Regions from separate parts of the Homo sapiens genome. Here all the other regions are linked to region 2. A link is a loop called in an ENCODE intact Hi-C map of the cell type or tissue named here. Cell type or tissue: heart right ventricle. All regions are shown on one strand.

Region 1 (8,000 bases), 130 kb before region 2:
CTGACTGTAACAATTCAACACCACACTTTGGACACACTCTTGATCCACAATTCCTGATTTGCTTGGAAATTGAATCATAAATGATGATTTCTAGCAAGTCTATTTCTGATAGTTGGTCCTTGGATGAATTCATTGGTCACTTCCAGGGAAGCACTGACCAGGGTTTAACTGAGGACAATGTGAAATAACATTCTGTTACCCAGAGAGTACATGCTTATGTCCTGTGGGAGGAATAACAGAAAAAGCAAATGGTAGCAATGCTGGGAAAAACTGAGCACCTTTTCCCAGTGGGACCAAGTTTGGGACACGGCTGATCCTGCAGCATCTGGACAAGCAGCAAGAGCTGGGAGGAGATAGTGGAACAGTGGAAGATCTGAAGCTAAGAGTCTCAAGGTGGGCTGGTGAGCGATCTCACAGCTGGGAAAGTCTTGCAGACCCGAGACACGGAGTCCCTACTTTCCTTCTTTGATTTAGAAACTTTTGTGAAGGGAGATAGCTGTGTGAAGACATGGGAGAAACCAACTCTTTACTTAAATTCTATAGGTTTAAGTTTTATTATGGTTTGTGTTGATCAAAACTCTTTATAGCCTATACCTAGAGTACTCAAACTCAGAGAGACAGAAAGTAGAATTGGTAGTTACCAGGGTCTAGGGATGGGAGAGAATGGGGAGTCTGTGTTTAATGGGGACAGAGTTTCTGTCTGAGATGATGGAAAAGTTCTGGAGATAGATGGTGATGATGTTGTACAACAACGTGAATGTACAAACTTTACATTATGTACATCTTACCACAATAAAAAAATCTTTTAAAATATAAACCAAAAAAAAAACCTCTTTATAATCTCTTTCAAGTGAGGAATTACCAAGTGCTCAACAGGCTGCTTAGAATGGGAGGCAGGGGTGAGGGGCAATGCCAGGCACATGACCCGCTTTGTACACTTACGATTGCTGCTATTTATTGAGTGTCTACCCTCTCTGCCAGCTCCTACACTAAGCACTTTACATGTACTCATTCTAATCCTAAAAAAAGAGAAAAGGAAAGAAAAACAGGAGCCTGCAAGGCTTCGAGGTGCATTGTATTTCCCACATTTTACAGAATCAACTTAGTGTCCTTGTGGTAAGAGTGTTTCTGGTGAGATGGTAAAGTCGTGTGTTTGTGAATTGTACATCATTCAATTCAATTCTTTTGGAGTTAATGATTCTACAAGAAAATATAGTCGAACTAGACATTCACTTACAGTGGAGCTCCGCTGGGTTCCCTAACTCTTAGTAACAGAGCTGCCCCCTCCGCTTCCCCTCACGCCCAGAGTCCTAGTAACAGAGTTGCCCGCGGAGAGGCTGCTGCTCTCAGGCCCTGGTCAGGGTGATGGATGTGAGTTTGCTCAGTCCTTCCTCCACGTGGGATAACCGAGAATATCCAGAATTTTTACCTAAATTGGAACTGGCACACAAAGCGTAAAGTCTGGCAAAAGAGGACTAAGCAGATACATGTGAAACTACCACAGTCAAACAGCCTCTAGTGGCACAGCTGTGGGACATCGATGCACTTGTCAATGGTGGGGACTGGACAGGAGGCTGCAGGCCACTGCACCGTCCTAAGGCCACTCAGGACAAGGCCAGTCCCCAATTTGTTTCACTGTGAGACAGCTGCGCAGTCAGAGCCCAGATACGGTCACCAGACTCCCGGACTTGGATTCAGCTCCACATCGTGTCACCCTGGCTAAAGGATGTACACCTCTGCGTGACTGGGTTTGTCACCTGGCAGCATGGATGCTCAAGCGACTGACCTGTCAGGACAGCAGCAAATGAACTGAAGCTGGGGGAGCGTGCAGGCTGGTGCTGTGTGGAGCTCTGGGGCAGAAGGCACTCACCAGGGGTGCCCAGAGCCGGGGTCTGTGAGTCGCGCGCTGGGTCCGGGTCACAGGCGCTGGGTGAACAGATTGAGAAGACAAAATGAGGATGTACTCCTTACATGCTCACGAAAAGCCTTCTTCCCCTTCGTTGGGAACGACCCCCCCAGACACTAGACCCAGGCCACACCTGGAGTCAGCCGCAGGCAACTCAGAGGAGCGCGAGCCCGGGAGCCTCGGGAGGGCCTCGGAGGTGGGTGGGGGTGAGGGGAGCCTCAGGAGGGCCGCGGGTGGTGAGGGGGGCCTCTGGAAGGTCTGGAGCCCGCTGAAGGCAGGCGATGACGCAGGCCCAGTGCACATGTCCCAGGGCTCCTGTCTAGGCACACGGAAGCTGCATGTTCGTTTCTTTGTACCCATATCACACTTACTGTATTTCTTCTTCTTCTTTCTTTTCCTCCCCCAGCAGCTCTAAGCGCCCTACAGCTTCCATGGAAAGGCAAAAGGGACTTCCCTATTGCACCGTCTGCGGGTACCACTGTTCCAGCCCTGAAGGGACTAGGGGATGCTGCGCTGTGGGGAAAGTCCGGGTGGCAGGAGATGGCGGGGCTCCTGGAGGAGGTGCTGGGATGCGCTGCTGTGGCTGCTGAGAAAGGTCCTGAGGGCGCAGCCCGCCCTTTCCCCGAGCTGCGAGCTGCGAGCTGCGAGGGAGCCCGGCGGGGAGGACCGGCAGGGTCTCTGGGAGGGAGGAACAGGGGAGCCTGGAGTCTCAGGGCTGCCGGGAGCAGAGGCGCTCTGGGTGGTGAACGTCCCCAGCCTGCCCTCCCTGCTCACTGCGGAGTCACGCGCCCGCTCTGCTCTGGGCCTCCCCTCAGCTCTGGCCTCCAGGCAGTTTCCTTTCTGCCAGGTAGATTCTGTGCGACTTCATTTATTCAGAATCTGGATCAGCAAATGAACATTCAGGTAGGAAAGGGGTGTTTGGAAGGGTGGAGAGGTTTCCAAGCAGGCGCCCACCTGAGGGGCCCCCTGAAGGGAAACAAAGGGGACTTAAAGCCAGGTTTCCAGCTCGGCCACCCCTTCCTTTTTTTGTCTTTTTTCTTTTTTAAAAAAATATAAACAAAGAGCTTGAATTATTTTGAAATAACTATTGGTAGCTGGACTGTGTTCTCTTGACCACAACATTGCTCTGGGACTGAACCGCGTGGGTCTCTGCTCTTCCTAAGTGTTACATAAGAATAGCGAACCCATGAGGTCAGCTTCTAAACCAGTTTCTTCCCATAACCTCCTGGACCAAGGCCCAAGCAAGGCCGAGAGGAGCTCAAGGTCCCACTCTCACCAGGACGGGCCTCTCTCTCTAGTTGGCAGGAGGCGATGAATGTCGCCCAGTAATTTAAGGTTGTTCATGTTTGGGTAGAAAAGCCAAGCACAGGCCCATATTCTAGAGGATTGCTTGTGGCAGGCAGAAGGCCATCAAAGGCAAACCCAAACAAACAAAAAAGTGTCTTTTGAAGCTAATGGAGCAGATCAGATTGGTGAAAAGTAGATTAACAATAGCATTTGGAACAAAACTTTCAGCATAGTGCTTGCCCGAAAGTACTTACAGCCCTTTAAAATTGAGAGTGGGACCAGGCACTATGGCTCACAACTGTAATCCCAGCACTTTGGGAGGCTGAGGCGGGCAGATCACTTGAGTCCAGGAGTTTGAGACCAGCCTGGGCAACATAGTGAAAACCTGCCACTACTAAAAATACAAAGAGTAGCCGGGCACAGTGGCGCTCACCTGTAATCCCAGCTACTTGGAGGCTGAGGCACGAGAATTGCTTGAACCTGGGAGGCAGAGGTTGCAGTGAGCCAAGGTCGTGCCACTGCACTCCAGCCTGGATAACAGAGTGAGACTCTGTCTCAAAAATAAAATAAAATAAATAACATTGTCACTGGGTGGAATTGTAGACAAGGCAAAGATGTGTCTACACAGTTCCAACCAAGAGTAAGGCAATTATAAAAATCCACTTTTGCATACCTAAGGGCATTGCCTAGATATTTGGAATCATATATTTGGTTAATTTGAGTTTTTTCATAGAAAGCAGGTAAACATAGCCAACTTTTATAATGAAGTAAATTTTCAATCTCATGTTAACCTTAACTCTTTCATAGTCTGAATAGACCATATTCACAGTGATATGAGAGCCAGACATTTTAAATAAAATCACAGGAATAATGTTCTTTGTTTATGTCACAATTACACTAAGCCAGCAGTCCCCAACCTTTTTGGCACCAGGGACCAGTTTCATGGAAGACAATTTTTCCACAGGCAGGGTGTATGGGTCAGGATGAAACAGTTCCACCTCAGATCATCAGGCATTAGTTAGATTCTTATAAAGAACGTGCAGCCTAGAACCCTCATATGTGCAGTTCACAGTAGGGTTCATGCTCCTATGAGAATCTAATGCCACTACTGATCTGACAGGAAGCAGAGCTCATGCAGCAATGCTCACTCACCACTCACCTCGTGCTGTAGCATCCCAGTTCCTAACAGGCCACAGACCAGTATCAGCCCATAGGTTGCAGACCCCTGCTCTAAGTAGTCCAAAATGGCTTACCAAATGCAGCCTTCCAAATATGCCAGATATTCTCATTGTGCGCTAAAATTTCTTTATTATAAAAGTCAGAGTTAGTAAATAAAGTTACAAAAACAAAAGACACATATAATATAATGTAAAATATAATCCAAATCATGACTCCTTCCGTATGACTTTCTAAAATGTAGTATTTTTCTTGGAAAATGTCACAACTTGTAAGTGTGGCAAAAACTCACTAGAAACAGCATTCTGAGTACTCCAGTGACAACATTGTTAAAACACTCTGAGTCCATGCATTTAATATTCTATATTAAGGCCTCTCTACTCCCATAATTTCCCCTACATAGCACTATGAAGTCATGTAAGGGTAGTCAGAAGGAAACAAAACTATTAAAAATATCCTCCAAAAATGAAAAGATGCCAAAAAATCACACAAGGACTTAATAACCATGGTATTTACAATGGAAAAGAATGCTTCTGCCAGAAACTCTGTTTTTACTAGCCCAGACTTTTTTTCATGTTTAATTTTATATACAAGCTTTTTGCCTGGATTTATGATTAAATTATTTTCTTTTCAACTCCTCTTTGTTACCTTGGTTTTATCAATATTGAACCACTTGAATTCTGCAGCAATAGCAAACGAAAGTAAAAACCAACTTCTATACACAGTGCTGATTAGGCCCAGCTCTAATCACTGAACCAACTGTAGGAGACAGATACTATTATGTTGCTCTGTACAAACGAAAGAGCTGAAGTACTCAGAGGCTGAGTAACTGCCCAAGGTCACACAGTTGCTAAGTGGTAGACCTGGGAATTGAACTCAGGCAAGGCTGGCTCCAGAGCCTATGTTTCCACCACTTTTCTAAGCTATCTTTTTATAGCATTTCTAGAACTCTCAGAGCAGCAATCCAGTGATGTTAGCCCAAACTCATCAATTTTGCAAGTTATAGGATCTGTCTGCTCCTTGAACAAACCTTTCTTGAGCATGAATTGGATTCATGTTTTTGCATCTGTACAAAAGGCACAGGGACAGACGGGGGAAAAATTGTGTCTACTACTACTGAAAGATTCAGAGTCTCTGAGTAAGATGAAGTCATAAAAGTTTCATTTGTCTTTTGGCACGGGGAGGGGCTGAGCTCAGACTGCAGCATCTGCTCAGCATAGCCTCCTCCTCCTCCTCCCAAGTCATTCACTCTGGAGTGAGGGGGAGCCTTCGCTCTGCTCCCCAAAGCTCTTTCCTGACCTAAGATCCTGCCCTCGACCACCCTCGCGCATGAACTCACCATGGTTCTCCGCAGGTCTCCTCTCTTTCATGCAGCCATTACTCCACCGTCAGGTAGAATATCTTCACCTGTTCCTCTTTTACTCACAGGAGAAAGTTCAGCCTCCTTAGGCAAGCACTGAAGGCCCCAGCCTATCTGCTACAACCCGGAGTTACCTCCTGCCACTCTCTGGGACACTGTGCTCCCAACATAGGACTACTCCCTGGCTCTTCCACCTTTGCTGGGGCCTTTGTCTGTTGTCATCTTCTCTCTTTCTTGGCCTTATGTCATGTCCTCCACAAAGCCTCCCCAGCTCCAGCCCTTATAGTGAAAGGTAAAATATTCCTCCTCTCTGTGCTCCTGGACCTCTGAACCTGCCTCTACCAGAGCATTTGACAGAAATTTTAACAGCCTTCTAGAGCAAAAGGGATCCTCTCCTCCTCCCCATTCTCTCTAAGTTGGAAGCCCCCTGAGGGCAAGTCACCACACTTTGCAGCCTGTGGGATCTATCACAGAGTTCCAGGAACCTGAAGGTCAATAAACCTGCGTCCCTCCTGGAAAAGAATGTTCTGCAGCCTCCCTGCCCTGCAGGCTGAACATGGGGTGACTCTGCAGAGACAGTTTAGAGCCCCACTCTGCTGCCCCAGCCGGCCTTCAGCCTCAGCTGCCGTCTCTCTCTCCAGAAAGGCCGCTGCAGCCCTCTCTGCATCCCCTCGGTGTCTGCACATGTCTGTGAAGGGCGGTGCAAAGCAGGGGGCAGTAAAATGAGGCACGAATTAACATTAAAATATATACAATTCAGTGAGCAGTCTCACTGAGGCTTTGCACAAAGCTCCAAGGGAGCAGGAAAGAAATCGGAACTTCCCCACCCCAACCCCGGGATTTTACAGAAAACGTCATGCGGCTGGTGGCCCTCCAACTGAAGGATGAGGTCAAGATGGGACCTGCTCATCCCCAAACTGCCCACCAGACCTCAGTGTGGCTGGCGTGTCCCACAGCATCGGTGCACACTCAATCCATGCAGATAACTCAAGGAACAGCAAAACACAGGCCCAGTGGGGTGGAGTCCTGGGAAGCCTGTGGACAACTGCAACACAGCACTGCAGGATTCATTCATTCCTTCAACAAACACCGCTGAACAGGTACTACATACTGGCCAAGGGCTACATTAAGGCTAGGATGATGAGCAGACCACTCCCCATGCCCAGGGACAGATGAGGGGGATGGCCATGGTTCAGATGTATGACCACTTGGCCCAGTGCCAGCTGCTGGAAGAGTGGAGACTGGCATGGGCTGTGCATGGGCAGAGAGGTTTCCCCAGGGAAATGGCTGCTGTGGAGGGAGGGGACAGGGGTCAGGGAGAGCACTGGAGATGGCAGAAGCACCAAGGATAAACAAGACCTGGAGGGGAGCTCCCACCCCAGGGCTGGAAGGGGAGCCCCAGAGGCTCACGCCTGTGTGGTAATTTTCTCTTCCCCAACTGAAGTCCAAGAAAGACCTTGGAGAATAGTCAGAAGTCTCAAAAATCTAGCAGGTTGTAGCTTGGATTTGGGGTCGGGGAGGGGGTGGAGGTGGACATAAGAGCCTTGGAGGAGGTAAATTAGTAGAATTAGGAGAGGGGGTGCTGAAAGGAGGCTCGGGGACACTCTGATTATTCACTTACATCACTGAACCTTCACCACAGCTTCTCTGACATTTCCTGGATGCATTCATTAGATAGTTATGAAAGCTTCAGGGAGAGCTTGGAGACAAAAAACTATCCAGGCTCCTGCATGCATGCAAATATTATTTTCTTGAATTCAAATTTACACGATAAGTTGGCTGCAAGCAGAATTTGTTTACTTCAAAGCCCTGTGCATGCTCTCTGATAGACAGGAGGCTAAAATTAGCTTGATATATTTGTGGGCATTTTTTTCCTAATTTTAATTAGAAATTAAATTTAGATTAAGTTAGAATTATGTAATTAATCACAATTAATTTTTTTTTTTACCAGCACACTGCTCTGCTAATTTTCTAACTAAAATTTTAGTGCCACAGTACTTATAAGATTTTTTAATGCATTTTATTCACGGTTTCTTGTGTTTTTCCAAAGATAAGTTATTCTTTTTTCCTCTGAAATTTTCTTTTCTAATCTTATCAGTGAACCTTCCTCTAGTTATCAGGGTAATTCCTAATTTCCATTAAGCCCCAGAAGCTCTTCCCAGGACACACAGTGTATTTTCTTTTTCTCTTTATTCATCTTTGAATAAGTATGGCTGTCAGCTAACTTGTCTCAAGTGTCAATTTACATGGTACGTAAGCCCTGACCATCGA
Region 2 (8,000 bases):
TCAAGAGAACAGCATGGGAAAGACCTGCCCTCGTAATTCAATTGCCTCCCACCAGGTCCCTCTTACAACACGTCGGAATTCAAGATGAGATTTGGGTGGGGAAATAGCCGAACTATATCAGGTACCAAGGGTAAAACCCAGGGAGCAGCTGAGGGGCCACCAGGGGCGAGAATGAGAGGAGAGGTGAAGGGCAAGTCCAGGACCCCAGGAGCGTGGGTCCCAGGCAGAGGCAGCCCTGAATGCAGGGAGCAGACCCTCCCCTCCTCCAGCCCCTCTGTTTGCCACCAAAGGGCTGACTCTCTGGGAACCAATCTTACGGTGACCACTGAGCGGGCAGGAAGCTTCCTGCAAGTTGAAAGCATGAAGGAGAGAAGAAGAGGTCTCAGGAGCACAAGCCAAGTGGGGCTGGCACAGGCGAGCAGGCAGAGAGGAAGCACACAGCAGGGGATACAGTGAAGGGGGCCTGGGGTCATGGCAGGCGATTCATGTGGCCAGGGTCCCACCTCCCTGTCAGAGTGCAGGGCAACCAACTGGTCTCTGGGTCAGGATGCTGCCTCACCACTCACCGTTGCACACCCCTGCCAGACAGAGGCCTGTAGCTACCTGGATTTTCCCCCAGCAGAAAGAATGTGGACTTCAGTGAGTGAAAGTCTTCATCACTGGTGGTCCAAGATGCTGATCAAAACAGAGCTTCCTCCTCAGCCTTGACCAATGACAGATGTTCTGATAACATTACTGTGTATGGCACTATCACAGACCAAAATTTATAGGGATGTTTTCTTGAATCTAATTTTTATTTTACTACGTATTTTTTGAAATAAATGCATATTTTCCTAGACACTGAGTCAATTCCATAAACACCTGTGGGTGCCAGCAGGCGTGCTAGGAGCAGAGGCCATTGGAGACATGAAGGCTCCTGCTGCTGGGAGACTCAACTGGCCATAACCCAAGTGCTATGTGTTGGGTGAGGAAGGCTTCACCCAGGAAGGGACGTTGAGCACGGATAGGGGAGGAGAGGACCAGGTGGGATTTGCTGGGCAGACAAAAGAAAGGCAGTGCAGAAAGGAAATAACTCCTTCAAAGGCCAAGATCTTGATGAATTAAACTAAGGAAGTACCAATATAAATAAAGAAAGGGGGGAATATGAGACCCATTAAAGGAGAGTGAATTCCAAAGGCCTTCCATAACGGGGGTTAAGGAGCTGAGGCATTCACCATGACCCCCTGTGAGGGAGCGGAAGGTGGTATCACCAGTGGAGACTTGGAAGAGGCCGGAGGAGCAGGCTGCAGGAAGGAAGTGAGTTCAGTCTTGACTGTGTCTGCTGGACATTCCAAAGCTGCTGTCTGCTAGGCAGTGAGGAGTTAGGCAGGTTCATCTGGAGACCAAGGAGCAGGGTTGGTGGTAAAAATAATGATAATAATAATTAATTAATAAAAAAAAAACCCTGGAGTGTGAGTTACTCAGAAAGAGCATCTGTTAAATTAGCAGAGAGCAGAGCCATGTGGAGCACACATTTCCTACAGAGTTTGTAGGGTAAAAATACATAAGAGGTGGGTGCAGAGAGAGAAGATGTGGTTGCAGAGACTGATGAAGAACAGACATTGCAAGTAAGAGCAAGGGACATGCGGACCCACAAGCATTATCACTGTGAGCTGGGGATCAAAGCACTTTCTGGGTGCCACGTGCTTCATCGGCAAGGCCTCTTCAGTCTTCCCAAAGTTTCTGTGTAGTTACTTGCTCTCTTCCCCATTTTATAGATGAGAAAAAGAAGTCTCAGAGCTGGTAAGTTATGAGTCCAAAATCACACAGCTCTTACCTGGTGCAGCTGCCGTTGGAACTTACCACAAAAAAAAACATGCTCTTTCCACTCTGCTGGGCAGCACCAGGTTTGTCACAGAAGAATGGGAAGGTCACACCTTCAGATTCTAGAAAGAGAACGGGTGAGAGGCGTGACTGTCACCTGCCTACAGGAGAGCAGTTTTGGTGGAGTTTGAGAAGTCGCAGCCAGATTGCAGAGACTAACGGAGGGGCTGGACGGGGAGCGACATAGGCCAGTTTCTCTTGCCAGAAAGAAGCTCAACCATGGCATGAGACAGGCCTCACTCGGGCTTTGCAGTGAGGGCATTTTTGTTTTCTCTTTTTTGTTGCTGTTGGTGTTTTAAGCTTGTGCATGTTCATAATCTGTGGGGGAAAGAGTCAAAGAAGGAAACATTGAGGACTCGGGAAAGCAAGAAGTTAAATACAGGAAAGAACAAAGTACCCAAGAGGAAAAAGGTGAAGGTGTCAAGATGGAGAAGGAGAAATTATCCCTGGATGAGAGGACAGCGCCTTTGATTCAGAGACCTGAGAACAGCAGGGAAGGGCATTTGTCGGCTTGGGGCCAGGAAGCTGAAGGAATCTTCTTCTAACCTAGGGAAAGATGTGCATGCCAGCAGGGGCTGAGATGGGGCAGTGGGGAGAGGGAATGGAGGAGCATGGTAACAGTGGAATGGCCGTTCCCTGAGGAAGGAGAGCATACCCACCCGAGCCCCATGTGCAGCACAGCAGGAGACCTCACACCAGTCCTTGACCAATCGCATAACTCTCCTATCTTCTTGGCCAGCCATCAGTTGCAGGTAAGCAGGAGGGGAGAGCAGATGGCTCTACGGGTTCACAGTTGGGCACTGGCAGAAAGTCAAGGGGAGAGGGACTGGCAGGGGCTGGAGTGACCTTCAGAAGACATTTACGAGAAGAAAGGCATGTTGCAATATGTGTTGTAATGGGAATTGGCAAGACCTTTATACCACCAAGCATCTAAGGATGCAGTTTTGAATCATGTCGAGACAGCTCTACTTGGAGCTTTGTTTAAAGGCTTCCTAATCTTCTCCCCCACCCGCCTCTCTTTCAACACATAGTAGATAAATGCTAAATAGACAAATGTCCCAGTTAGCCTCAGTAACAGAGGAAGCCTCAGTAACAGAGGAAACCCAAGCTGTAGGGTTTCCTACATTTTTCCATGGAGGAAAAATGTGAAATGTCCACACGCACAGGTGGTGCTCTGTCCCTGGCCGCACTGCATGTGGCCTGGGTCCCTGATGCCATTCCTCTCCAGGAATGGCAAGCACGTCCTTTGGGGCTCTGCATCCTCAGAGCTGTCTTCTTCCACATGCTTCTCCTTGCAGCAGTCTTTGTTCCCTTATCTGTAAAACAGGGCCCAGGACTTCAGGGGCTGCAGCCCTTTAAAATTCTAGCAGTTCGTGAGCCCTCCTCCTCCTTCAGCAGCTGCTCTGTAGCCATTACTTCTGCATCCTCCTAAGACACTATAGAAAGGGTGCACCCAGCCCCAGAATGCTGGGTGACTCAGCCCTTCCTAGCTTCCAGATGGATGGCAAGCCCAGGGCTGCCAGCAGGGGCATGGGCTGGGGACAGAAAACAAGAATGAAAAAGAACAGTGCCTTTTGGCCATCTTCCCAGAGTCTTGCACCTCGTCACCACAGTCTTATTAACCATTTGGTCCAAAATATTACCTTAAAAAATGTGTTGAAAGTAAGCCACTTTTTAAAAATCATGCAACTGTCACTATGGAAAACAGTATGGCGTTCCTCAAAATATTCAACACAGGATTACCATCTGATCCAGCAACTCAACTCCATTTCTAGGCATATATACAAAAGAACTGAAAGCAGGATTTCAAACAGATATTTGTACGCCCGTGTTCATGGTAGCATTGTTCACAACAGCTAAGAGGTAGAACCAAACCCAGTGTCCATCGATGGATGAACAGATAAGCAAATTGTGGTATAGACATGCAATGGAATATTATTCAGCCTTAAAAAGGAGGGTCATTCTGACACTTGCTACTACATGGATGAACCTTGAGGTCATTATGCTACCTGAAATAAGCCAGTCACAAAGGACAGATGCTGTTTCATTAGACTTATATGAGATACCTAGAGTAGTCCAATTCCTAGAGACAAAGTAGAATGGTGGTTGCCAGGGCCTGGGGGAAGGGGGAAATGTGGAATTGTTGTTCAATAGATACAAAGTTTCAGACTTTCAAGATGAAAAGACTTCTGTAAATGGATGGTGGTGACGATTGCACACCAATGTTCGATGAACTTAATGTCACTGAATAGTACATTAAAATAGTACTTAAAAATGGTTAACATGGTACATTTCATGTTATGTGTATTTTACCAAGATAAAAAAAAATATTTTAATCATGCAAATGCTTCCTTCTCCTTCCCTACTCCAGGATCAGCAGCCACACTTCTGTCCCAAGGAGTGAAGCTGAGTAGAGAGCGCACCCTCTGCCTGGGACCTGATGAAAGATCCAAGCAGACAGCGGCCCCCTGCGGAACCGTGGACACCGAGCTGCCTCCTGTTCCAGCAACAGCCTGGACCCCCGACTCTGGGTGCAGGGTCCTCACCGGTGTCCCGTGACAGCCGACACGCACTGCGCAGCCCGAGTCGACTGCTCCCACTCCGCGCTCCCCTCCTGGACCCCGCGCAGCTCTCCTGCGCAGCGGCCAGGCTACCTTCCCAGTCTCCATCAAAGACATAAATTATCGAAATTCTGCCGCTACTCCTGACAGAAGCGAACGTGAGGGGTCTGTGGGCCTCCGACCCTGGAAGGAGCGCGCGGTGCCAGTGTTGGATGAGGACGCAGCGTCGAGCAGGAGAACGCAGCACGGAGGAGGGCGCGGCCGGCAGCAGGGCGCAGCAGGCAGGCTGTGCTGGGTCCCCTGACGCTCTCCCCTGCTTGTTCCACGGCCGCCCCGCAGCGCCCTCTGCCGGCCCAGCCCAGAGCGCCGCTCCCCGACACAGCGCGCGCCGGATGTGCGCGCCCCCAGGACCCAGAAGCTCTCCCTGCCGGGCCTCGGACGCGCAAATGCGAAGCCCCACTCTCCGGAGGCACGGGGCTCTAGTGGGTATTATTTTTTATCCCTCTTCAAAAGGCCAGGATGTGTTAGATATGGGCATCGCGTTTCTAGTGTCCCTCTGAATCGACCAGTGAATGGACCTATTTCCAGTAAACTTTCGCAGCAAAATGCGAAAGAGTGAGCCCGGCGGGAGACGAGAAGGGCGTTCACGACGAGGACCCCAAGGGGGAGAGCTTGCGGTTTGAGGGGCTAGGCCCACAGCGAAGGCCTGGCTTCTCTCTTCCCTAAAAAGTCCTTGTGCAAACGAGTCACTGACCACGGCGGAAAGGCTTGCCCGGCCGGGCTCTCGGCAGCCTGCACCGCGCACAAGGCGGAAGGCGTGAGGGCTCCAGACTCCGCCCTTCCCTCTTCCTCCCGCTCACAGCTCCGGGGCCACCTCGGGCCAGGGTCTGGCCCAGTGGACCTCGCCGGCTCACAGTGGTCACCAAGACACTCACGGCACCCGAGTCCTGCTCACCCCCAGCTTCCGTCCGCTTTCTGACGCTGTGTCGCACGCCCTCACCCCCTAACCACCCCCCGCACCCTGATGCCCTCCGTACCCTCTCTCCCATAGTCCTGGCCTCACTGGGAGCTTCAGGCCACTAATCTCACCTCCGTCCCCGGCTCCTCCTGTCCTGCCCCAGCTGGAACTCCATGGCCCTTTCCTTAAAGCGCTGCCTTGAAGACGCCCTGGCCCCCGGCTCAGCCCCTCACCCTCGCGTCCCTCCTGCTCTCCGCCTGCGCGCCGCCTCGCCTGGGCAGCTGGAGGTGTTTGGAGAGGGTGGCTTTGTGCATTATGACCCCGGCATCCTCAGGGGGACCCACGGCTGCTGGGAGCTAATCCCCCTGCAGCCCCGCACCTCCCACCCGCTCCACTCCTCAGCCGCCCAGCACCTCTAAGTATGACGGCCTTGTTTCTGTAGCCCTGAGAAGGCAGGGGGTCAGGGGATCTGCACAGGCCGCCTCCGACACCCCGCCCCCGTGTGCCATCTGCTGCCCCCGCGGCCCCTGGTCCTGCCCTAAGACCTTCCCAAGAGCTCTCTGGGCCAGGCCCCCCCAGGCCATCTACTCAGCCACCGGCCACGCCCTCACCTCCAACTTCCCCCTCCTCTAGGGTATTCCAGTGAAGGCCAAATCCAGTAGGAATTCTCCACGTTACCTTTCAAAGGCCCCCTCAGGACCCCACACCTCTTTCCCCAGCAACCTCCCCCTTTCCCAGCACCCGTTTCCGCACAGCTCCTATTTCTCCTTCACACCCTGACACATTCACCTTTACCCAGCACTCCACCAAAACCACTCAGACATGGTCAGTCTCTTTTCCGCCTCGCCCTGCTGCACTCTGAGGTACTGGCCACCGCTAAACATTCCCAGCTTGCAATGCTTTCCCACAGGAGGGTCTCAGCCTGCCCCTCGCTCCCCAGCCCCTCAAGCCTCCCTCGCAGCCCCTGTAGCCCAGGAGAGCCCAGCTTCAGGCACAGTCCCTGGCCCTCTGGAGGCACGCTCCTGCCCCGATGACTTCACCCACCCTCACTGTTTAAAGGCCACCTTTCCGCCCGTGAGTCACCAAGGAACAGCCCTCTCCCAGCCAGCTTCTCACACCAGCTCCACACTCGCCTTTCCTGTAGTCCACCAGACAGCTCCTCCCAAATGCCGAATCTTAAATTGAAAACACAAAGGGCAAACTCCTGATTCCCCCCCCCCCCCCATAAAAAAATAGTCCGCAGGCTGGGTGCGGGGGGGGCTCACGCCTGTAATCCCAGCACATTGGGAGGCCGAGGCAGGCAGATCACAAGGTCAAGAGATAGAGACCATCCTCGCCAACATGGTGAAACCCCATTTCTACTAAAAATACAAAAATTAGCTAGGCTTAGTGGCGCGTGCCTGTAATCCCATCTACTCGGGAGGATGAGGCAGGAGAATCGCTTGAACCCAGTAGGCGGAGGTTGCAGTGAGCCGAGATTGTGCCACTGCACTCCAGCCTGGGCGACAAAGCAAGACTCCTTCTCAAAAACAAAACAAACAAACAAACAAAAGCAGTCCGCTGGGAACTTCTTTGCCTTTCTTTCGGTTGCTTAGATCCAAATCTCATTTGTCTTCAACTACCCTGCTTCTCCTCCATCCAAACCCACTGTCAGCAAATCCTGCTGGACTTGCCTACAAGGAAAACCCAGAGAGCAGCCACTTCTCGTCACCTCCCTCACGCTCAGCCCAGGACACGCCACCACCGTCACTCCCAGAATCATGTCGCGTCCTCCCTCTTCTTCCTACTTCTGCCCTTACCGACCCCTCCAGGAATCTAGTCACAACACAGCAGCCAGAATGGTCTTGTTAAAGCATTAAGTGAAAGTCATGTCACTTCTTTGTTGAAAATCCCTCAATGGCTTTCCATCCCAGAGTCCTAAGATGTCCCAAATGGGCCTCCTCTGCTGAGCACTTCCCCTTCTCCACCCACAGTGGCCCCCCAAACTCCCCAGCTCAAGCCCTCCCCGCAATGCCACCACCATCTCCGGGTCTCCACAGCACCAACCCCCTGCTTGGAATGCAGCCCCCACGTCTCCCCGCTTGCTCCCTGATGCCTTCAGCTCTCTGCTCAGAGCTCCCTGCACAGCAGGCTCCTTCTGGCCACCTTATTTAAGACTGCAGCTCTCTCCCTCGTCCCCACCCCTTCTTTTCCTCTTCCTCACTCTAGGTTTCCAAAGCCCTGACCGCTTTCTCTCATTCGATGTGTCCTGACTTGCTTATTGTCTTTCATCCCTCACTAAACATGTGCTTCAAGCAAGCAGGGGTTTTTTTTTAAGAGACAGGGCCCCACTCTGTTGCCCAGACTGAAGTGCAGTGGCTTTTCACAGGTGTGATCATAGCCTGCAGCAGCTTCAACCTCCCAGGTTCAAGCAGTCCTCCCACCTCAGCTTCGCCAGTAGCTGGGATGACAGGCACGTGCCACCACCGTGCCCAGCTGATTTTCTTCACTGCTAGATGCCCCTTGCTAAGACCATTGAGGAGGATCTAGTGGATCTTTGCTCACTAAATGCATGAGGGAATCCTATATCTGCCTTCTCTCCGCTCTTTCCTGCCATTTCCATCACATTTTACTCTTGC
Region 3 (8,000 bases), 340 kb before region 2:
ATTCTGGAAGCCACTAAGATCATTCATGATTCATGGGAGGAGGTCAAATATCAACATTAACAGGAGTTTGGAAGAAGTTAATTACAGCCCTCATGGATGACTTTGAGGGACTCAAGACTTCAGTGAAGGAAGTAACTGCAGATGTGGTGGAAATAGCAAGAGACCTAGAATTAGAAGTGGAGCCTGAAGATGTGACTGAATTGTTGCAATCTCGTAATAGAACTTGAAGGATGAGGACTCTCTTCTTATGGATGAGCGTAGAAAGTGGTTTCATGAGATGGAATTTCCTCTGGATGAAGACCACTGTTGAAATAACAACAAAAAACTTAGGCTATTCCATAAACTTGGTTGATAAAGCAGCGTAGGGTTTGAGAGGATTGACTCCAATTTTGAAGGAAGTTCTACTATGGGTAAAATGTTATCAACAGCATCACATGCCACAGAGACATTTTTTGTGAAAGTAAGAGTCAATCAATGTAGCAAACTTTATTGTCTTATTTTTTTTATTGTCACAGCTTCCTCACCCTTCAGCAACCACCACCCTAAACAGTCAGCAGTCATCACCACTGAGGCAAGACCCTCCACTAGCAAGATTACCACTCACTGAAGGCTCAGATAATCGTTAGCATTTTTTAGCAATAAAGTACTTTTAATTAAGGCATATACATTGTTTTCTAGACATGATGCTATTGCACACTTAAGAGACTACAGTATAGTGTAAATGTAACTTTTATATGCACTGGGAAACAAAAAAATTTGCGTGTCTCACTTTACAGCAACATTTGCTTTATTGCAGTGAACTGGAACTGAACCCACAATATCTCTGAGGTATGCCTGTATCTATGTAAATGTGCAGGGAGTAATGTTGATCAAAAAAAAAAAAAAGACTTGCAAACCACAGTTAGTCATTTTCCCTTTTGGAATTTCGACAAGGAAATCCATGGCTGATCAAAGTTTTGCTGACAGAAGTCTGTGAAATACACATTAAAACATTAACAGAGCCAAATATCAAAATACATACTTTATCGGGAATGCACATAAGGTAATGCCCTTGAATATTAAACAAATAAAAAACATAACAACAACAAATCAGTGAAGTGAGATACCTGGCCAGATCTCCACTCTGGTTTCTAGGTTTTATCCCATTTTCTGATAGTGTCTGAACCACAGGCCATTGCTTAACACCTAACATTTTATTCTAGAGCCTGTCTTGACTTCTAATGAAGATAAAAGCTTTTGAATAAAATATTCAATGAAATAATTTGTAAATGGAGCTGAATTTGCAGGTTAGAGCCACCATAGGCCTTCCTGTTACCAAAGCAGGGCTGTACTTAGAGGGCAGGCCTATAGACTCTTTAATGTTCTCCAGAGGGAAGCACTGCCTGGTGGGGTTTGGAAGGACATCATCCCACACTTCTCTTCATTCCATGTGCTCAACTAATTCATACTGCTGTATTTGCCACATCAACTATTTTGTATCCCTTTCTCTGGAAGTGTTCACTTAATATTTTGTTTTAGAGTCTGGGTTTCCAGTTTTGCTCTTGCTTTTTTATAAGGTCTCTAGTTTTCTTCTGGCTTCCCAGGAAGGCCCTTGATGTCCTTGGGTGGTGGAGCCATGCAATCTTTCTACTTGGCCCTTGTGCAATGCAGTTCCCTTACTGCATCTATTTCCTAAGGGATTCAAGTCACTCCCTGAGTTCTAGATGTGGTTCAGCCTTGGAAATGTGGGAATTTCTCAAGATGCCCTGCTTTGTACTTAATTTAAGTTGCGAAATACTTTATTGGGCCCTTGGGTTCTGTGCTACACTTTGGGCTTATTTTGTTTGTTTTTCAAGTTGTTCTTCTTAAGGTTTTCATTTTCTTTTTTTTTTTTCCAATGTTTTCCTTGGTGTCTCCTAGAAGTCTCTCCTTTGACATCCAATCATTTTCTTTGAGTCTCTGGGCAATGAGATTTTCTCATGCAGGATGCCAGTAAAGACAAGGACTATGTGCAAGCCATTTCTGATATGCCAATCTTTGTGGAGGTCTACTTTATAATACTGGGAGAAGCATTTGAAAATGAAAGTGATGAATGTATAGTAACCAGCCTATAGCAGCCGCTCACTAAATATGTGCAGAATGGTAAAGTGTTTTGTGAGTTTCAAGATGCCTTTACAATTTTGGCTAATAACACCCCACTCCACCCCTACAGCATCTCCTGCCCATACCATTGTGGCATGTACCCTCTGTGCTGTAGCTATCAATGGACTTGTCAGTCTCCTCAAGCAAACAAGGTGCCTGAGCTATATAAGGCAAGAAAATAGCCTTTGTTCCTGGTCACACATCTCCTACACCTACCACAGAGCCAGGAAGGAGAAATAAAAACAGTTATGTCCTTAGCAATACTATAATAAAAGATCTGTAAAGTATAGTCTTTGAGAGGATCTGAAATATCTTAGCCACAAAACTGAGTTACTACTTCTCGGAGTAGCCCAACATTTTGTATTTTCTTCTCCCTAGCGAGATATTTATGGTGTTACTCCTCATAGAGCGTTACCATGGAGATTTATATTTAAAGATCTTATTTCCAAGGGAAAGAATTATAAACATCCCAAGGTGAAAAGATCCAGTTGTATTTTACGAATTTGTATAATGGTCCATTTCCAGAACCTTGTAGGTTGATTACCAAAGGAATCCACCAAGGGGAAAAGTACCATTCAGATTTGTTTACACAAGGTTCCACACAAATCTGTCCTACCCAGCAGCTATCAAATTATCCCAATTCTATAGAGACTTATTTTCCTAGCCACCAGAGGATCACTTGTTCTAAATCAAATCATTGTATGCATTCAGCCAAACTAACTTGGTTACTAAAGTGATATAAAACATTCTGCCTAATGTTGAAGCCCGGACATAGAGTGAGGCGGGAAATCAAGGAGAATAATTGGCTCCAAAATTTCCTTGTCTTATAAATATTTTTTCTTCTTCCATCATTTAACATTTTCTCCTTGACATTACTTGATTGAACTCATGCAGATTCTGTTCCTCCCAGGAAACAATTCACTTGGGCAGTGTGAACTCTGAGAGGTCACATTTTTTGGAGTTATCTGCTGCCAAAATGAATGGCTTCCATTTATTTTTCAGGTTGAAAAAGTTTTTTTCCTGTTCTTGAAACTCAAAAATGCACAGAGTAATTTAACTCAGACTGACCAAACAGAAAAAGCACGTTTAAGCTCTGATAGGGCCTGGAATGTCTGAGTCTGGAAGGAGAATCATTTGGAACTTTCTTTTGGAAGCCAGGCAGCCAAATGATGGATTGTCTCAAAACTTGCGCTATGCTTTTCTATTGCAGTTTCTGAAGCAAGGAACCTTAGTAGAGAAGGGCCAGAAATCTGTTAGAATGGATAACTAAGGTAAGCAGTAAAAGTCTAGAGCAGTGGTCTCCCATCCTTTCTGTTTGACTCCAATCAGCCAAATAAAAGAAAAAAAAATATGGGCAACTGTTTTCCCCATTTACATGCCACAAAGTGTCATTACTGAAGTTTTGAAGCCCTTATGGCTATGAAATTGGAAACTGGAACACCACCACCAGAATTTACAAAGGAAATTTCCAAGAAGTAGCTTCATTCTGAGCCCCTAATCCAGACCAAAAATCAAAGGGTTTAGAGAGCAGGGAGGGGAAGGGCATGCTGACCTCACATCTTTTCAGAGAGCTGCAGTCCCACCTGACGAGGGGCAGATGGTGCTGGTTCCTCATGCGGAGCCTTGAATTGCTTCCTCAAAGTAGGGAGGCTTTTGGGCGGCCTCCCTGACTCACACCTGAGACGCCTACAGTGACCTGTATGTAGGACAGATGAGACTTGGGCAGAGTAAGCCCAGTCCCAAGGACTTCAGGGGCCAGGTGGCATCATGCTTCCTGAGGAATGGATGGGGTCACCAAAAAGACAGAGCAGCAGTAGTTGGGTTCTGTCTAAAGGACTGCTTGAAGGGAGAGAGGAACCCAACAGCAAGAAGCTCCTGAGTCCTACATGCTAAGGAAGGAGTCCCAGGAAACCATCTGGAATAAAGGTGCATTTGCCTTGGTGAAGAAAAAACACATCTCCAGCTAGGACTCCCTTAAGAACTCTCAATGATACCAACAAGATAAAGAATCTACTTTTATCTCATTCCAGATCCAGAGACAACAAAGCCCCTGGCAAGGCAGGAGCTGCCCCATCCCAGTCTTCTCCTCCCTCATTCTTCCCCCTCCCTCCTCTGAAACAGCACTTAGTGGGTGGGGGAGATGGGGACCGGGGCAGGGGGCAGAACTGACCACATCCTTTCCCTGAAGCAAGCCCCAGCTTGGGAAGGCTCAGAAATCTAGACTTCTAGAGAAGAGTGAAGTTTTTGAATAATATCCCCAATCGAATGATTTCTGAACTGAGCTGTGTTTGCAGATTGGAGCCACCATAGGCCAAAGACTGTTGCCTAAAGCAGGGCTGGTTGTCAGTGGGCACTGGGTGCATATCAGCACAGCCATTCCTGCTGTGGTCCTGAGCCCCAGCCCACCCAGGACCCCCAGTGCAGATCATAGAGTCTGCAAATCCATAACCAGTGCAAAGAAATCTCTAAATACTGATGTACTGGAAGCAAGGGAATGAATGAAGATGCAGCCATCACCCCATGCTGGGGACTCCTGCTCCAGTGTTTGTGAGACACCATCTCAGACACAGGGTCCCAAAGCAGGCAACCAGGGCCACTCCACAAATGAAATCTTATCATAACCAAATGGATTTCCTTACTTGAAAGCAATACAGACCTATAGGTTATCCTGAGCACCCCTGGATACATGCACCCCATCTTTGGAGACACTAAACCCCATAATAGAGGCTGGAAATTACACTGTAACACAGCAGAACCATGTCTTTGCATGGGCGCCTCAATCACATGCATGTGATTGTGTTTATTCTGTGTACCTGGATTTGACAAGCAGAAAACCACAGAATGCCCCCCGCCACTCCCTTGGTTCAAGCCCTCACTGTCACTCCTCTTCAGGCTGAGCCTTGCAGTGCCAAGTGCCTGGCCTCCTGCCTGGTAACACCTGTCCGCGGCTCGCCATGCGTGGAGGCCGCTGTGTGAACCTGGCATTTTAGGACATCCCACCACCTACTCATGCCAAAGTAGTCATCCATTCATTTTCCTGATAACACACTGCACACCCCACCCTCACCCCATGCCATGCCCTCTTTTTCCTGTTCCCTGTGGCCTCTCTGTCTCTAGACTGTCCAAGGTCCTAGGGACATCCCCTTGCTCTAACCGTCCCAGGCACTCAAAGGCAGGATTGCCCTGAATGGAACCTTGTTTACACACATAACAGATCTTTGGGCCCAGCTACCCAGGGGCATGACCTGGTCCCTTTCCTTCTGCTTCAAACCCCCTACTCAGTTTTCAGTTCTAGAAAAAACCTCACAGCTTCATTCTGGTGAAACTGGAGGCTCCATGAAAATGCATCTCGCCCTGTCCTGCTGCAGAAGGACGTCGTCCAGACTGAGCTCACACCAGCATCTGAGCAAAAGCAACAGGTCACTCTGGCTCCTGAAAGGCAACATTTCTGGAGAAATCTTGAAGTTTTTATCTAATGATTTTGCATCATCCTGGAGGGCAAAGTCAGGGTTTTACATGAAAACTTCTGTGTCAAAATAGAAAGACACTTTTCAAAGAATTCTTTCTTCAGTTCTAACCATACCGTAGTGTTGTGTTTGTAGGGTTGTGTTACTTCAAGCAAGATTAGGATGTCCCCAGACTCTGAGTTCCTCACTGCATTGGGATGAAAAATGCCGCATGGTTACTATTTGCCTCTGCAAATTTCAACATCTGCTCAATAATACGTGGAGTCCTTATTATGTATTTTTGAAATATTTTGCTTCATTGTTTTACTAATGTAGTTCCTTCAAAATAGCTTAATCTTTTTTTCTGGGCCTCCTCACTTCTCATGTGTCAGTAATAGCACCCTAATTTTGTAATAAAACATGTTGCAAAGGCATCTTAACACAAAATGATGTTCAGAACACGAATATTTAACTCAGAGTCCAGATTCTTGAAAGAAGACGGATGATAGAATAAAAGTAAGTTACCTTAGTATATAGTAATATATTCAAATAATTCGACATAGGAGGGAGGATATTAAAATAATAATGAATATGAAAACAGCTAATTTATTGCACACTTATGAGGAGATAGACATGGTGTTGGGCACTTAAAATACACTATCTTATTTGATTCCCACAACAGCCCTAAGATGTAGATGCTGCTATTAGACCCATTACACAGGTGAGGAAACTAAGGCTCAAAGAGTCTAAGTTAATTTTCCCAAAGTCACAGAGCTAATCAACAGTGAGGCTAGGATTTAAACCCAGACATTGCTGACTTGGGCTATGTAACTCTCGTCGTAACTCACATGCTTGTCTCATTCCAACACCCCCTCACATACACACTGTGCTTTGCCTCCTCCCCCGGCTAAGTGGAGAGGCTTTACTTTTAGGTCAGGCTGCACCATCACTACTTTTACTGGAATTAATGACATTTATATGTGATGGCTTTTAAAACTAGATTTTCAAAAAAGAAAAACAAAAATATGTTCATAATATTTTTAAAAAACATGTTATTTGTTGGGTACAGAATTCATATAATATCTATTAGACCGACTCATTAATACATTTTTCTGATCTTATCCATCCTTACTACTACGCTTCTGGCTGATTCATTAGCTTTCCCCACTGTGACCATAACTTAATTATTTCTAATTGTAATTCTAAAAGTTTTGGCTTATAGATTCGGAGACTATGTTTTTAGTTACATTTAGGCTGAAAATCCTACTGAAAATACATATTTTATTAGTAAGTAATAAATTGCTTAATCTCTAAAATGCTTTCCCTTAAATACTAGTTTTATCTAATGTTAACATTGGTGCAATCACTTTCTGTTGGTTAGTAATTCCATGGTCCACCTTTCCATTTCTTTACTTTTAATTTAATTTTTCTTTGCCATTTTATTTTAGATGGATGTTTAGGGCCGGGTTTTGTTTTGTATCATTTATTTGTTATAATCAAATGTAAAAATCCTTTAATTTATAATTCAAATTTAGTGTTTACATTGCAATTACCCATATTTGCATTTATTTTTACCATATTATTTGGTGTTTTCTCTGTACCATGTTTTTTGTTCATTATTTCTTTGTTTCTTTTTTCTATCTTGTATAAAACTGGTTAGGTTCCCTTAATTCATTTTTTCCTCTAATGATTTTGAAGTTTGTACTCTATTTTCATTTTTTTAGTTACCCTCAAATTTCCAATTTATATACTTAAATAAACAAATATAAAATTAATCATTCTTTTACTTTCATGCTGAACAACACAAAGATACTGAAATATATCAGTTCTGATTCCTACCCTTCTACCTACCATGCTATTGCTTGTTAGTACCTTAGTTGTACCTATTTTTAAACCTTCCCCAAATTTTCTTTTGACCCCCAGACACTGCTGTTTTATATTTCCTAACATATTTGCCCTTTTTTTGGTCACCATTTGTTCCTGGCAACTGACTCCTACCTCAGGTTAAATTTCTATCTAACTACAACCCATCTTTTAGTAGTTACATCTTAGTGGGCTTATATGGGAGAAACTTTAGTCCTTGTTTTTTTGAAAATGAGATTATTCCTTTATTTTGGCATTAACTGTTGTGGGGAAAAATCTGTCAATATAATTGTCTTTGTAAGAAAGAGTGTCTCTTTCTCCAATGTTCTCTGGTTTTAATACATCTGGTGTAGTTCTATTTTTATTCATTCTTCTCCAGAACTCCCGTGCTTCCCTAAAATAAAAATGCGTATTTTCTTTAAATCTGAAGATCCTCAGCCTTTATCTCTTTAAATATTGCTGGTCTTCCTTTTTCTTTGTTCTCTCCTGGAATTCCTGTTTCAAGGACCCAACCTCCGTCCTCTCCATGTCTCTCAGCTGCTGCGTCTCTTTCTTTCTGTGCTGCATTCT

Evidence for each region. A loop is a pair of places that touch in the nucleus more often than their neighbours do. Peaks named below come from ENCODE experiments on the same cell type or tissue, not always from the same donor. Only the 100,000 strongest peaks of a DNase experiment are listed, where the experiment ranks them.
Region 1: it touches region 2 in a loop (3-fold over the local background); 8 of 110 quality-filtered maps call a loop at or near these places.
Region 3: a loop joins it to region 2, with 2.4 times the contacts of the local background. A loop is called at or near these places in 17 of 110 quality-filtered maps.

Annotation. Positions count from the first base shown.
Region 1 is chr10:43,820,253-43,828,252 of GRCh38, reverse strand. No RefSeq gene overlaps it. Among named protein-coding and RNA genes, the nearest start is that of LINC00619, 21 kb to the left of the region's middle. In heart right ventricle, no CTCF peak of the experiment used is centred here; DNase peaks (open chromatin) are centred at 1,594 and 3,132; H3K27ac peaks cover 7,881 bases.
Region 2 is chr10:43,687,009-43,695,008 of GRCh38, reverse strand. It overlaps LOC124902417 (a long non-coding RNA gene), which reads right to left and starts at 4,829. Exons shown (of 2, transcript XR_007062133.1): 1 at 2,523-4,829; 2 at 1-1,925. RefSeq lists a silencer at 4,745-4,844. In heart right ventricle, CTCF peaks have their summits at 4,360, 4,562 and 4,765 (motif pointing left); DNase peaks (open chromatin) are centred at 4,328, 4,768 and 5,208; H3K4me3 peaks cover 1,653 bases; H3K27ac peaks cover 5,802 bases.
Region 3 is chr10:44,026,090-44,034,089 of GRCh38, reverse strand. No RefSeq gene overlaps it. Among named protein-coding and RNA genes, the nearest start is that of LINC02659, 120 kb to the right of the region's middle. In heart right ventricle, a CTCF peak has its summit at 3,736; no DNase peak of the experiment used is centred here; H3K27ac peaks cover 1,262 bases.